Regions from separate parts of the Mus musculus genome. Here region 2 is linked to region 1. The links are chromatin loops, found by intact Hi-C in ENCODE. Cell type or tissue: left cerebral cortex. All regions are shown on one strand. Each heading gives the region's core, and the rest is flanking DNA. Links, peaks and the distances in the headings are about the cores only.

Evidence for each region. Peaks named below come from ENCODE experiments on the same cell type or tissue, not always from the same donor. Only the 100,000 strongest peaks of a DNase experiment are listed, where the experiment ranks them.
Region 2: a loop joins it to region 1, with 4 times the contacts of the local background. A loop is called at or near these places in 2 of 42 quality-filtered maps.

The regions. Positions count from the first base shown.
Region 1 is chr9:63,458,359-63,466,303 of GRCm38, reverse strand. All of the region lies in intron 17 of Iqch (IQ motif containing H), which reads left to right. It overlaps Gm16759 (a long non-coding RNA gene), which reads right to left. Exons shown (of 5, transcript XR_003948339.1): 2 at 5,421-6,014. Among named protein-coding and RNA genes, the nearest start is that of Gm25995, 20 kb to the right of the region's middle. In left cerebral cortex, for the core only: a CTCF peak has its summit at 3,807 (motif pointing right); a DNase peak (open chromatin) is centred at 3,806.
Region 2 is chr9:62,282,974-62,290,918 of GRCm38, reverse strand. No RefSeq gene overlaps it. Among named protein-coding and RNA genes, the nearest start is that of Spesp1, 4.8 kb to the right of the region's middle. In left cerebral cortex, for the core only: a CTCF peak has its summit at 3,771 (motif pointing left); DNase peaks (open chromatin) are centred at 3,766, 4,955, 5,747 and 6,442; H3K27ac peaks cover 1,665 bases.

The DNA of each region.
Region 1 (7,945 bases), core at 981-5,980:
CCATTTCCACTTATATAAACACATACTCACTATCTACTCCACAAGGCTGTTGTGAGGATGGCGGAAAAAAAAAATCCCACAGAGCCTTGCACTTAATAGCCCTTAGTACTCACTTCCCTTCCTCTTTCCTCTCCCACATTTCCTTTCTGTAGTCTGCCCTACATGAGATCAAATAGGAAGTTTCCTAAATACCACAGCCATAAGAATGATGACATGCTGTCTTGATAGAATGATCACTCTTTCAAACACAAGACGCTGTAGGCAGCAAAGACAAAGTGGAATCCAAGCTGTCTTCCGGATAACCAGCCTCCAAAGGCTGCACTATAATAAATATGCCACCTAGGAGCCATGCCTCCACCACCACCAGATCATTCAGGATTTAGTAAATTACTGGGTTAATGTGATGGAGATGAGAAGGCTCCCTGAGGAGGACATAGAAACTTGGGGTGGGAGATGCAGTGTGGTGATTGAGCAGGGTAAGAAGGTGGAAGGTGTGTCTTGGGCTCAGCTTTCCTAGGTCATGTGTTAACCAGTCTGACCAGCCCTGCCTGCCTTGTGGATCCGATGGTGCCCCACCCAGAAGCTGACATAAAACGAAAGCCTGTGATTTAGAGCAGGAACAAGTTGCCTGGCTTTTGGAAGAGTGACACTGTGTCCTTAGAGGGCATTCAGTCTACCTGATACTTTGCTTACGATATTGTGCTAATGAGTTGTTATCTCCTCTGTCCCATGGCTGCTTACTAAGCCCTGTGTGTATTGTGGGTCGCTAGTTAGCTTTAGTGTATGTGATGGATATTTGTTGGACATACATAGCAAAGTTTTATTAGGTTCTGACTTGAAAAGTAGCTAAGGCAAACCCAGAAGGCCACTTGAGAGGTAGTTTGTCATAGACCTGTTTATTCAGTTATCATCTATACCCAACCACAGTCAAATAAGGGACACACAGATTATGCAACTGTCTATACTACAATGGATGTGTGTGTAACAACCTTATTGATATACCTTATGCCATAAAGGTCACTTCCCCAAAGGAGGTACTTAGTAGTTCTGCATGTATTTAGACTTGCACAACCACCACCTTTATCAAATTTGACATTTATTTCACTCCTCCCCATCCAATGACTATAGAACCCTTAGTAGCCATTTCCCATCCCTCTTCTCCTTATCCACTGTGAACTACTTTCTGTCTCTATGGATTTCATTATCTTAGGCATCTCATGTAAGTGTGATCATACAGTGGGTGGTCTTTGGTGACTTTTCTTTGATGTACTGTGTTTTCAAAGTTCAGTCACATGGTAGCAAGTATTGGTTGTACCGATGATTCTTTTTTATGGTTCAGTAATATTCTTTTGTATGGCTATACCACATTTTGTTTTTCCACCAGTTAAAGGATATTAATTGCGTCTACTTTTCACTGAAAGAGCTTGGATGACACAAAGCTCTTTGGGTCCTGATCCTTCTTAAGTACTGACTGCCAGAGGCAGAGTTAGGGCAGACATGATAACTCAGTTGTTTGCTCTGGACTTTTGTTCTTAGAGATGGAAAGACAATGATCTTTGCTTTGAGCATTCATGGAAGTTTTTGCAGAAATACGTTTTCCTTTCTTTGCATTACATGTCCACTAGTGGAATCTATGGGTCACAGTGTAACACAGTGTAAGTTTAGCTTTTGAGGATTTAACTACGATCTCTTCTCATGTTGTTTAGTTTAATTATCCAATGGAGACATATTGATTGGCATGACTTCTATCGAGTGTCATGCTAGGTGTTGGTTGGGATACAGAAATGTAAAAACAGGCTTCTGTTCTTGGCCTCATTTTCTTTCTTGGAATGTCTCAAACTTAAATAAACTAGCCTTGGATTTACCACCAAGAACATTGAACTGTGGTCTGAACTCTGCTCTCATCCATGTCTCTTCCTTGTCAGAGCCTTGCCCCTAGGCTCTAAAGCAGGTGGGCTAGATGAACTCTAAAGCCATCACTTTCACAATCCATGTTTCTTGCCTATGTAGTCTGCAACCAGAATTATTGTTTCTAGGAGACTAGGGTTTACTGGGGCTGCAGAGCAGCCTAGGGAGGACAGGGGACTGTACTGGGATGCGTTGTGAGGCCTGAGGCCTGTGTAGGTGCTCTCCTCCTCACCCAGAGACTACCTTGCTTTGCACAAAAGTCCTCCATGCACACAAGGACTGCACACAGAAAGCCTCCCTGCTACACAACAAGAGCTCTTCTGCTTTGAACACTCCCACAAAGAAAGCCTTTTAGATCAGACAAAGCACATCCTAAGGGCCGGCCACTTCTCAGAGAAGCCGGTCATCCCCCAGCCCTGATATACAGCCTGAGAGTCACTAACCGCCACACGGAGTGTGGGATTCCTTCTCTCCATCACATGCAGGGGCAAACAATCAATAGTCCTTTAAAAACTGGTTATGGAAATTAGATTTTCATGTTTACTAATGTTTAGTGATCAATTTCCAAATAAGAAAATGGCCTTCCAAAAAGCCATAAAAAGGCAAGAAAATGCTTAAGCAGAAACAAAAGAAAGAAAAATGAGTGTGTAATTCTGTACACTAAGATTATAAATAATACCAATTAGGTCATCAGTTTTTAATAACACAAGAAGGATCATAAATTGTGATGACAGAAGCCCAGAGTAGGAAACAGAAAATGCAAGAGTGTACTTAAAATTGTGATTTTTTTTTAAAGTGAGAAACAGTGTAGCTGCTGCTGCTGCAGTTTTAAACTTCATTTTTTTTTCATTTTAGAGAACCAAATTAATCAATTTCTAGTGTGATTTTTGGCATATCCTGAAAGAATTTCTAATGTGGCAGAGAAGTTCCTAGTGCCATAGAAAAAGCTGGTCTATTGATGCTGGTAACTAGTGTTACAGATGAGTGAGACTAAGGGTTATGAACTTGGGCTCTGCTACCAGTTAGTTCCTCATTGAATGACAGGAGCTGAGAGAGTCTGTCCACCTCCCACGTAGTCAGAGAGTGAGGAGGTGGGTGAGAAGGTTGTTCTGTGCTTCCAGGCTAGAACTGCCTCAGAGCCCACAGCACCTACGGCCTTTCCAGTTTTACAGATGTTTCACCTGTCCTCATCCTGTAGGGTCCAAATGCACTCGAATGGAATCTGATTTAAGCATCCTTTCTTAAAAAGTGTCGTTACTTTGTGGACACTTTAAAAATATTTCTTGTTATTTTATTCCAAATTTTCATACTTGGAAGCCATTAACTTTTTTGTTTTGTCTTTTTTTGTTTTTTGTTTTGTTTTGTTTTCAAAAAAACAGAGTTTCTCTGTGTATTTCTGGCTGTCTTGGAACTCACTCCATAGACCAAGCTGGACCCAAACTCACAGAGATCAGCCTGCCACTGCCTCTCGAGTACAGACTAAAGGTGTGTACCAGCACTGCCCAGTTGTCATTAACTATTTTTTAAAATGTAAATATTTTAAATCTAAATATCTAAACGTTTGAAAATCATGGAGGCGGGAGGCATACTGGGTTATTTGGCCCTGACTGCTAAGAGCCGGGACTCGGGTGCTTTATTGCCTCTGACCCTGTAGACTCTAAGAACCAAAATAAGGCCCTGAGTAGGGCGGGAGATGTCCAAGGATGGATGCTTTAGCTGTTTGAAGATGGCCTTATGGAGATGTAATTTGTCATGCCCGAAGGGCAAACAATATTAATCGCAGCATGGGAAGTACTTCAGGAGGGACTCCAGAAGTTTCAGTTGTTGATCAGGTAGTCTGGTTAGGGACTGTTCCCATCTCTTAGAGACTTCTAGAAAACATTGGGCTATCCCAGAAATGGCCACTAGGTGGCAACAGGCCAAGAGGCAGCTGTTCCTCTGTCTATGGATTTGTTTTAATGCAATGCAAACAACTCTTACTAAAATATCACAATCATATTTACAAATTAAAAATTCTGTCAGTGCAGTGTACCCACTTACTTAAACATTAAGTGTCAGGTATGTCTACTACATGGAGCACTCAATGCTGTCTGACATTTTAATAATCCAAGATGGGAAGAGATGTCATTTACTATGGCAAAGAGATCACTACTTCATGTTTATGGAGATGCTGGGGCCTGTTCTGCATCCTGTGTCTGAGATGAAGGCAAGTATATAAAAGTCAGAGTCCAACAACTGAGACCTCCTACTACCCTGACTATCAAACTGTCTCCAAAGTTCTATGGGAAGAATGATCATGGGAACAGACAGACTTGGGTCTGCCAGGCCCTACAGTAATAGCCTCATGTAGTCACCTCACCACAGACCACAGGGATCCATGCTGTTAGGCCCGCTGTGTTTGGTTTGATTTTGCAGTATTAGTGATTGAACCTAAGGCCTCATGTGTGCTAGGCAAATACTCTATCATTAAGATGCAGTCACCGCCTTTGGCTTGTGTTAATAGACAAGGAAGTAGGGCCAGAGAGAGGGAACAAAATTGCTGATGACCAGACAGACAGCAGAGGAAAGACTGGCATCTTCAGCAAGTCCTTGTAACTCTGGTCCCAGGGTCTCATTCCAGGAGGTCGCTTGCCTCTGCTAAACCACTATCCTCTTTAGTCTTTACCCTCAGCTGCGGATGCTTCTCTCTCCCTACTTATCGCCCTAGCCTTCAAAAGCTTAGTGCATGTGGACCAAACCATGGTGAGAAGCAGGATGGATGACTGGTCTCTACCACAGTCTCTTAGATAAGGCTTCAGGTCCTATGGGCCTCACCTGTCTCAAGAATGACAACAGAGATGAGATGCCTCCTTACCAGGGCCTGATTTGTCTTTAAGCCTACAGTATAGCCCAACACATGCTCCTGAAATACAGTGAGAAAGAAGAAGTGCCTTAGCTCTCATCCTGTCCACCAAAACATTGTCCAACAGAAGTATCTCAAGCTGAACAAACCTACCCCTGAAGCCTGGATTTACCCTGTAACTTGTCCTTAATCTGCTCTACTGGGAAATAGTCCTTCCATTTTCTGGAGAAATTTAAGATATCTTTGATTCTCTGACTCTTCTTTTTGTCACATGTCCCACACGAGACCCATCAGGATGTCCTCTAAGATCTGATTTTGAGATGTGTCTGTGTCCTTTCACCCATAATGGTTCCCATTCTTTCTGATCTTTCCACTGCCATCTGTCACCCAAACTTCTATGGCAGTGTCATCCTGACTAGACTCATGTCTCCATCCTTGACAGTCATAGTTTCTTCTCTTACTGCATACCAGCTCTTCAAAAATAGACACCAGAACATGTAATTCCTCTCTACTCAACACCGGTGGTCCAACAAATTCTCAGCCTCTGATATTGTATCCTCGCCCCACACTGGGTCCTCCTCTTTGGTAAAGCGCAACAAACTAGAGACAGTTAAGCCACAAGTCCTTTCTTGCCACTTAGTGGTATATGGAAAATAAGCCCTTTACTCACCATAGTCAAGCCAGAAGAACACAAGGAACCTTGGACTCCCCACAGCTGGATCCTGCCACCCACAGAGGAGCTAGACATATAACTTGGCTTCTTCAGCTTAGCCATTGCTGTGTTGCTCGTGGGTTTGACAGGTGGTTTGGCCTTTCTTTAGGAAGAATCAAATGGTCCAATGATAGATTTTCCATCAGATTTAGAACCATAAATCTGAACAAAAACATGGGTAAGGGCAGTCATTCCTATATCCCTCAGTCAAACAGGCTGCTGAGGAGAATGGCTATACATCACAGCTTACTCTGAAGGCCTGGTTACCAGCTCTGTAGTGGGTGAATTCTCAGTGCTGTATCTCTTAAGCTTGGTCAATTTGCAGAATAAGTCTTTTTTTTTTTAATTTTCCACCAGGTGGTAAATCTTCACAATCCCTAGGTAGCGTCATAGACATGTCTGGAGGCAATGGAGGGATGGTCCACCTGGATCATAATCTTGAGGTACTAGTCAAGGGAAATGTCACCCAAAAAGGTGACTTAATTGTATCTCAGACACTGATAGCATAAACCTGGATCGTTGGCCTCTTAACTGCTCAGAGCCTCAGTTTCCCTACAGAAAAGAGAAGGGGGTGAAAATGTTAAGATGAGTTTGTAAAAAACATCTGTAGATTCTTTTTTTCCCCATTTTTATTAGATATTTTCTTTATTTACATTTCAAATTTTAACCCTTTTCCTTGTTTCTCCTCCAACCTCCCCCCATCCAATCCCCCTTCCCCTGCTCACTAACCCACCCATTCCCACTTCCCTATCCTGGCATTCCCCTACACTGGGACATTGATCCTTCATAAGACCAAGGGCCTCTCCTCTCACTGATATTCCACAAGGCCATTCTCTGATACATATGGGACTGAAGCCTTGAGTCCCTCCTTGTGTACTCTTTGGTTGGTGGCTTAGTCCCTGGGAGCTCTGGGGGGGTCTGGTTAGTTCATATTGATGTTCCTCCTATGGGGCTGCAAACCCCTTTAGCTCATTGGGTCCTTTCTCTAGCTCCTTCATTGGGGACCTTGTGCTTAGTCTAATGGATGGCTGTGAGCCTCCACTTCTGTATTTGTCAGACACTGGTAGAGCCCCTCAGGAGACAGCTATATCAGGATCCTGTCAGCAAGCACTTGTTGGCATCCACAATAGTGTCTGGGTTTGGTGACTGTATATGGGATGGATCCCCAGGTGGGACAGTCACTGGATGGCCTTTCCTTCAGTTTCTGCTCCAAACTCTTAAAGCTCACAAATTCTGGTTCTTCGATGCTTACTACATAATCTATAACCTTGTCTCTCAGTCTCATTTTTACCCTCAGGCTCACAAAAGGCAGCTAGCAAGAAGCAAGACAAAGCTCTTTGCCATGGAACTTGACTTGCACTTGAAGACAATTACAGAATGTAGGACCAAAGCACAGCTGCCCACATCTGTATGCTCTACCACCCATCCATTCTGCCTGTCACCAGAAAGAGGCAGAAGCAGCAGGGGTGAGCAGGCGGCCTCCATCTGCCCAGAGTACCTAAGGCAAAAGGGGCTTTATATTAAGTCTCTCTCCCACTCCTTCTCACATAGAAGCACGTTGTTGCCTTGTCATACCAAAGAACCTGAGAGCAGAACAATTCTGGCCCGTGTTAGTTCTCTAAATCCAGGCATAATATCCAGGGAGGTAGAGAGCTAGGACCTCCTCTTCCCCACACTGGGCCCTCCTCTTTGGTAAAGGTGCAATGGATTAGAGATTGTTAAGACATATACATAAGTATTATTTTCAAGCAATCCCACGTTTACAAGGTAACAAAGAGTTGAAGATAAGTTAACATTTTTACTTAACTCATCATAACCAGAGTAGCAGTATTTCAGTATTCATTAGTATCAAATATTATTCATGAGGTATTCCTTTTTATCGCCTCAATCTTGGAGATTCAGCATGTGTACCAGCAACATTTCAAGTGCCCAGTGGCTACATGTGCTGGTAGCTACCATGTTAGATGGTGCATATCCTGAATGTGTCTGAGAATATCCATGAAAGTGCAGTTATAATTCTGCTAATATTGACACTGATGGTTAGCATGTCCTAATATTCTCATCTGGTCTTTTGTGTACTTACTATTTTTGCAAAGCTCGGGTTATGTTGCTTATGTGACTGCTTATCCTCCTTTTTGTACACACGGTATCCTCATGTTATTCACAATCATCATCTCTCATAATAATATCACATACCATCTTATCACTCGGATATATTCTAATTTTCTTATCTAATGCTCAAATGCTGGAAAGCTATAGGTTTTCAGTATTGCAAATAATGCAGTTGGTGGTGGTGTTTGTGTTCTTTTTTGTTTGTTTGTTTGTTTTTGTTTTTCAAGACAGGATTTCTCTGTATAGCCCTGGCTGTCCTGGAACTCACTTTGTAGAGCAGGCTGGCCTCGAACTCAGAAATCTGCCTGCCTCTACCTCCCAAGTGCTGGTATTAAAGGCGTGCACCACCATGCCCGGCTCGTTGTTTGTGT
Region 2 (7,945 bases), core at 1,711-6,710, 1.2 Mb after region 1:
ATAACAGGCCTGGTTTCCTGCCCTCCAGGAGGGAGCTGGAAGGACAGGTGACAAACTCAAATCCAGTAGTGACGGCGAGACAAATGTCAAATGGTAGGAAAATCAACAGTGAGGCAGTGTTGAAGAAATGTAGGAGTTGCCCAGAGGATATTTGAACAAAGAACTGGAGAAGTTGTTGGCTTTGGATAGCTTTCGTGGGACACGGGTGGTAGAGGAAGACCTTGTAGCTTGAAGGGTTATCATCCAGCTGTGACAGGACAGGGGTAGCCCTGACGCCGGTTTATTCTAACTGTGAAGGTGACAGATGTGCTCTAATTGCATGTCTTACCTCCTTTTGTTTTAGCTGCATATCAACACATGACCAAAAGAATAGAACTCCTGACGTGATGTCACGAGCCTCCACTTTGATACGTGCGTGGGCTTCTGTAAGCACTGATTGAGTCCTAATATTTAGTGCCTGTCATGAGTCTCGACATGGCATGTGAGGGCACAGAGACACCAGGCACATCATGATGGCCTCCTTATATTCCAGTCTTTGCATTTTCCTTAGAGATTCCCACTGCCCAATAGTATCCAGATTGTGCTCATCCCGTTCCACATGCTGGGGCTGATAGGTAGGGTTTCCCCGTGGCCTCTGCTTCTGCCTCACCTCCCAGCCTCCACCAGCTCCTTCTGTTCCCTCTTTCCTGCCATACAAGTACATCACAGGGCTGTCATTCTGGCTACCTTGTTACCTCCTAGCCACCTTGGACAGAAGGTCCTGTAGTCTCTAGACAAACTCTCCAGTTGTTATGCCTTCACCTTCTTAAGCACTCTGGGTAGACTTGAAGCATCCTCAGGTCACACCAGGCCCCTCCCTCTGCACCCTGCATCTCTCTGGGCCCTAGGTACACTTCTGGTCTCCTTGTTCATCTTTAAGAGCCCTTGATGAATGTCTTGATTTTTGTGGGAGGAAGGTCGTGGCCAAGCTCCCAGATCCCACTGGGGCTGTGTGATGGGCTGAACTATGTCTCCTCAAAATTTATACACAAAGCCCTAATCTCCAGTACCACTGATGGGGTCTTTAAGAGAAGCAATCAAAGTAAAATGAGAAGTAAGTCCTGTGGGTGAGCTCTCAATCTTAAATGACCAGTGGGCTCTCTCCCCCTCTCCCCTCCCCAGTCTTCTCCTCCCTTTCCAGCTTTCCCTCTGCCTACGCCTTCTGCTCCCCTTTTCTCCGGAGACAGGGTCTCTCTATCCATGGCTGCTGTGTAACACACTATGTAGCCCATGCTGGCCTCCAACCTACTCCTGCTTGAGCCTCCCAAGTGGTCTGTGTCTTTGTATAAGATACAAAAGCACAGGCATGCAGAGGAAGGATCATGAGGAGACACGAGAAGAGCCATGGAGAAAGGTGTCAGTAGGAACTAAACACTTTGATCTTGGTTTCCTAGGCTCAGGATTTGCAAGGGAACCAGCTGCTATTGTTTAAGCCGGTGTGTGAGAGAGTGTTTTAACTGCTCTGGATTCCCGTGTAGTGTGAGTGTGTGCATGTGTGATATTTAACTTTCAGGGTTTGCTTTAAGGGAGAAATGACACCATTTGTGACAACACAGCTGTGTAGGTAGTGAGGTTTCTCGCACCTCATATGCTAGGCAGGTACTCCCTCACTGAGCTAACTCTCAGAGCAATACTTATTTTTTTATAAAGATTTATTTATTTTTTATTATATGTAAGTACACTGTAGCTGTCTTTAGACACTCCAGAAGACGGAGTCAGATCTCATTATGGATGGTTGTGAGCCACCATGTGGTTGCTGGGATTTGAACTTCAGACCTTCAGAAGAGCAGTCGGGTGCTCTTACCCACTGAGCCATCTCACCAGCCCTGTTTGGTTTTTTTTTGTTTTTTTGTTTTTTTGTTTTTTTGTTTTTATACCTTTCTCAATTACTGATGTTTCAAGCTGGTAAAGAGTTTATACGTGGTTACTGGAGTTGTGAGTAAATGGCCTGATTAGCTGTTTGTTCTGTATATGATAAACTCCCGTTTCTCTAATGTGTCTAGCAATGAGTCTATTCTGGCCAATTCAAAGGCCAAAAAAATCTTATATTAGCACATGTCAAGGTGCAACTACTGGTGGAGATAGGAGCTGATGAGTAACTAGAGTTCATAAGGACTTAACTAGCTGAACTGATTCCCTCCACCAACAGCACCACACTTACAGCCCCACTGAAAGTCATTCTGTGTGTGTGTAGGTGCATATGTGTGTGTGTTTGTATTCCTCTGTGTGTGTGTGTGTGTGTGTGTGTTTGTGTGTGTGTGTAGGTGCACATGTGTGTGAAAAACAAGGTCAGTCTCAGCTGTTATTCCCCAGGAGCCATGCACCTCTCTTTTTAAGACAGGCACTCTCATTGAGACCCGGACCTTGATGGCTAGGCTAAGCTGGCTGCCCAGAGAGCTACCTGTTCTCACCTCCCCAGTGCTGAGGTGACAAATGCACAATACCATGCTCATGTGGCTGCTGGGGACTGGACTCATGTCCTTATGCCTGAGCTGTAAGCACTTTGCTGACTGAGTCATCCTCACAGCTCTGAAACCCTGTTTTATATAAAATTATCTTCCATTTGATTTGGTGGCACCTGCCAGAAAATTCCATATAATCTTTAACACTTCATACTTATAGAGCTTGAACTTAGTCAGGCATACAAAAAAGCCTGTGGGGCAGCAAAACACACACACCAACACACACACCAGAGAGAGAAAGAGGTCTTATCTGTGTGTATTTTATTCTTCAGAAGTTAAATGAGTTTCTAACTGAACTTGTGTTGAGGACTCCTTTGAAATTCATCCAGGTGGGGAGCTTCGTGGAGACTTACAACACATCTTTGGGTCACCAGCTTCACCCTTAGACTGTCATGAGGTCTGACACTAACAGCCACAATGTCAGAGTCTTCCTGGATGGAGCTAAAAGTATGCCAAGGACCACATGCTTGCAACTCCTTTCAGCTACACCCATCCTCTTTACAGTTTATTAAAATCATTCCACGGGGCCAGAGAACTAGCTCGGTTAAGGCTGGAGAGTTGGCTCAGTGCTTGACATCTGGGGAGCTGGCTCAGTGGTGAAAAGCACTGGCTGACCTTACAAAGGAGAGGATTCAAGCTCAGTTCCCAGCAGGCTTGCCATCATCTGCAACTTCGGTTCTAGAGGATCCAGTGCCTTCCTCTGCCCTTTTCTGACATACAAATACACGCAGGCAAAGTAGCTATACACATAACATTAAATGAATCTCTTTAAAGCAAACAAAAATGTTCCACAGAGACAATTTCAAGTCCTCTATAGTAAGTAAAGGAAGAAAACAAAACCCCCATTTGCCTAACTAGGTGTCAGAACCTGGCAAAACAGGGCATTTTCCAGAGGCAGCCTAGCACTCTATTGTGCCCCAAGATGGGTGTGGTTTTGTAAGCTGATTTCAGTCCTGGCCTGTGTGCAGAGCGGCTGCACTGGAACCGGAGACAAGGACAGCATTCCTCAAACCAGCCTACAGCGGGGAAAATACTTTCAACATGCAGAGACCTGTTAAATTATTCTTATTGAATTGTTTAAAATATTGCTGTGTGATATTTGTTGTATTTAGAATGGGAAGCATGAAAACTAAATGCACAATAAATAGCAAAGCATTTATTGCTACAGTGTAGCAAAATTAAAGGCCAGTTTCTAGATTCTCAGCAGCAGGTGCTCAGAAGTTAGCAGGCAACTCCCGTCCACTCATTAGTGAGGCTCTGCTGCCCTCATGTGGTGAAATTACTTCTCTGCCAGAACCTGTGATTGTCCTAGAGAGCATCTTTTGTCTTCCTCTCAGGCTGAACTCATCCCTCAAGCAAATTTTTCTGCCTCAGCTTTCTATGAAGTTATAGGGATGAGACACTAGACATTACATATATCTTAGAGAGAGTGTCTTTAAAAGTATTATTAGGGTGGTTGAGTGGATGGATGGAAGGATGAATGGAGACATGGATGGCTCCATGGATAAAACACTCTTCAAGCATGAGGGCCTGAGTTTGAAACCCCAGCTCACATAAAAAGCCAGGCATGGGCTGGAGAGATGGCTCAGTGGTTAGAGCACTCACTGCTCTTCCAAAGGTCCTGAGTTCAATTCCCAGCAGCCACATGGTGGCTAACAACCACCTGTAATGCAATCTGACATCCTTTTCTAGAGTGTCTGAAGACAGCTACAGTGTACTCACATATAATTAAAATAAATAAATCTTAAAAAAAAAAAAAAAGAAAAAAAATCCAGGCATGGCTGCATATGGCTGTACCTTCAGAACTGGGAGGAAGAGCCAGGCTAGACCAATGAGCTTCCAGTTTAGTGAGAGACTCGGTCTCAAAAGCAATTCAGCAGAGAATGATAGAGGAAGATATGCTATTCTGGTTAGTTTTGGTCAGCTTGACATAAACTTGGGTCCACTGGAAAGAGGGAATCTCAAATGAAGAACTGTCTCTATCAGATTTTCTGTGGGCATCTCTATGGGACAGCTTCTTGGGGCAGCCTATTATGGGTGGTGCTATCTCATGGTAGATGGTCCTGGGTTGTATAAGAAAGCAGGCTAAGCCACGATGAGCAAGACAGTGAGCAGCCTTTCCCCATGGCTTCTGTTTCAGTTCCTGGCCTGAGTTCTTGCTATATCTTTTTTCAAGAATGGGTGGTAATTTGAAAGCCAAATAAACCCTTTCCTCTCCAAGTTGCTTTCAGCCAATGTTTTATCACAGTAACAGAAAGCAAGCTAGGTCTCCTGCTGTGGCCTCCAGATGGTGAACCTCACACTCACACTCACACTCACACTCACAGGTGTGCTGCACACATACAAGAAGGTGAGGGAGGGAGAGGGAGCTCACTCAATCATGTGCACATTCATTTTTAAAAAAGGGTTTATTTTTATTTTCACTTATGTGTGTGTGTGTGGGTATGTGTACATGCTCTGTGGGTGTTTGCAGAGCTCACAGATCACCTGGAGCTGGAGTTACAGCTGATTGTGAGCCTCCCGATGTGGGTGCCAGGGCCTCAGGAAGAACAGGAAGTGCTCTTAACTCCTGAGCCACAGATGCATTCATTCTGTAAGTACTAAGATTGACTTATCTTTCCAAGCACCGGACCAAGCAAGGGGTGGAAGTGACATTTGATGTAAGGGTGTGAAAGATGCATTGCTACTGAGTAGGCAAAGGCTCCAGTGTGACCTTCTCAGCTCACTTATAGCCCGGAGAACACGGGGTGGTCACTGGGCAGTGTGTGATGAAGGACTTCCTGAGTGTGCATCTTCGTCTAGAGAGACACGTGTGTGTCTGGCTAACCAGATTTACCCCAATCTACTGGACTGAGAGAAGGAATAAGTGCAATACATACAAACTTTGGATGAGCTATGTCCATCTAAAGATGGTGTCTACGGAAAATCTTAGGCTGAGACAGCAGAAGAGAGTAGATAGAACCTTTCCTGGCTCACTGAAAACCAAAATAGAATGTTTTAGCACACTCCACGCCTATGTGTATCTTCTATTTTCATATGTGTGTGCCCGTAAGTGTGTGTGCATGTGTGCATTTGAATACATGTGTGCTCCTGCACATGGAGACCACGTGTCAGTCTCCACCTTACTTACTGAGACAGGGTTGCTCACCGAGCTGTCTGGTTTGTCTAGACTGGCTGGCTAGCAAGCTCCAGGGATCCTCCTGTCCCCACTTCCCCACTTCTGGGGTTATAGTTACTGACACCAGGTGGTGACACCTGGCTTTCTACATGTATACAGAGGATCAGCACAAAGGTCCCCAGGCTCACATAGTAAGGACTTTCCCAGCTCAGTCACTTCCCCAGCCCCTGGTTGCACAGTATTCTACTCGACAAACGTAGTTTGCCTGGTTCGATTTGTTCAGGCTGTTGTACCAAATAACACCACAGGCCAGGTGATTGAAACAACAATTTATTTCAACTACTGGGAGGTGGGAGAGTTGATTTGGTGTCTGGTGGAAGCCACCTTCTTCACAGATGACTGTCATCCAGTGTCCTCCCACAGAACCTCTGGGGTCTCTGTTTTAGGGTACCAATCTCACTCGTGAAGGTATTCATCTCTCAAAAGCTCCATCGCCTTCTCATCTTGGCGAGAGCTGGGATTTCAACAGGTGATGGGGGTAGGGAGTAGGAACCTTAGGTCCATATTTTCTTTGGATTTGACTGTCTCTGTATTACAAGCTACGGTTATCTTAGGACCTACGTTCTCTCCCTGAATCTGTGTTATAGAATTTATATCACAGTGTGTGTATTATGTTACTGCTTTTGTTACATATTCCAAGTTGCTTTCCAAACAGTCCCAACTGTTTGGTTCCAGCATGCTGCTATATTTGGGGTGAGCACTGCTGGGGAGCCTCGAAGACTCACGAACCAAGCCTGAAACAGCACCGTGCAAGCTGTCACGACTTCGTTACCTCTTACTCATCCCTTGACTCAGCCTGGCCTGGCTTCTTCCCAAACCACTTCACCGAAACTGTTCCTGTCAAGGGCCTGTAGCTGATGCTAGGCCTAAGCCTGTCTTTGTGTCTGCCTCCCCCCTCTTCCTTCTGCCCCCCTCCCCCATCTGTCTTTTCAGAAGTTCAACAGTCTGAGACTCCTCCACAGTGTGCCTCTCGGGTTCCTTACCACCACCATTCTCTGGAATCCTTCCCTCTCCACTGTGTCCTCTCTAGCCTGCCTGTCTCCTGGCGATCCATCCTAGGACCAGGGTCTGCTCCATCTGCCCATCTTTCTTGATCTATCTCAGACAGCTCTGCTACCAAATGTTCACGCCTATAACTCAACCTCTGCTTCAGCTTTCTTCCTGGCCTACATCCAACTCCTCACGGGATAGACCACTCCGGTCAGAGGTCCCAAGCCCATCCTTACCTTAACAGCATGGAGCACAAAATTCTTTATCCTTCTCCACCTCCGTACGTACCTACATTGCACATTTCAGTAAATGTTCATCAAAAAACCCTAATGATCTAGCCAGAAATCTGGGCATCGTCTCCTATTTTCTCCTCCTCCACATTTAAACAATTCCCTAATCTTTATTATTTTTGAGACAGTGTCTCATGTAGCCTAGGTTGGCTTTCAAGTATATTTTTTAAGATTTATTTATTTATTTATTTATTTTTATGTATGTGAGTATACTGTCGCTCTCTTCAGACACACCAGAAGAGGGAATGGGATAACATTACAGATGGTTATGAGCCACCTTGATGTGGTTGCTGGGAATTGAACTCAGGATCTCTGGAAGAGCTGCCAGTGCTCTTACCTACTGAGCCACCTCTCTGGCACCACACACAATTTTTGTTTCTTTGTTTGTTTTTAAAAAATGGAACTACCATACAATCAACTATTCCATCCCTGGGTGTGTACCTGAAGTCAGCATGCCACAGACAGACTTACACACACATATTGATTGCTTTGTAATCACAATAGCTAAGACATGGAGCTGGCCTAGACTTCAACCCTTGATCCTGTCTCCACCTCTCTAAGCACAGTCTTACTGATTTTAACTCTACATGTCTCAGACATGATCACATGCTCCGAATTGTCTGCTCCCAGGAGTCCAGGCCCTCAGCAGTACCCCCGAGTCTCCTCACTAGACCTTGCCTCTACTCTGCCTTCTTTGACATCTTCTGGTCTCTACAATGAGTCTAAGCTTTTTACCGCTGTCATCTAATCTCAGCCTTCCTTAGCTCAGAACATTGAAGCATCCCCCCATTGTCTCAGACTGGAATCTAAGTTCCTTGTTTCTAAGACAGACATTTCATTACATGTGAGTTTTAATGATTAATCATACAGAAAAAAAAGTATAGTTCTACAGATTTTAACCCACATATAGAATTGAGTAGCCACATGACTATAACTCCAAAAAAAATCAACAACAACAAAAAAAGAAAACAAAAACAGAAACAACA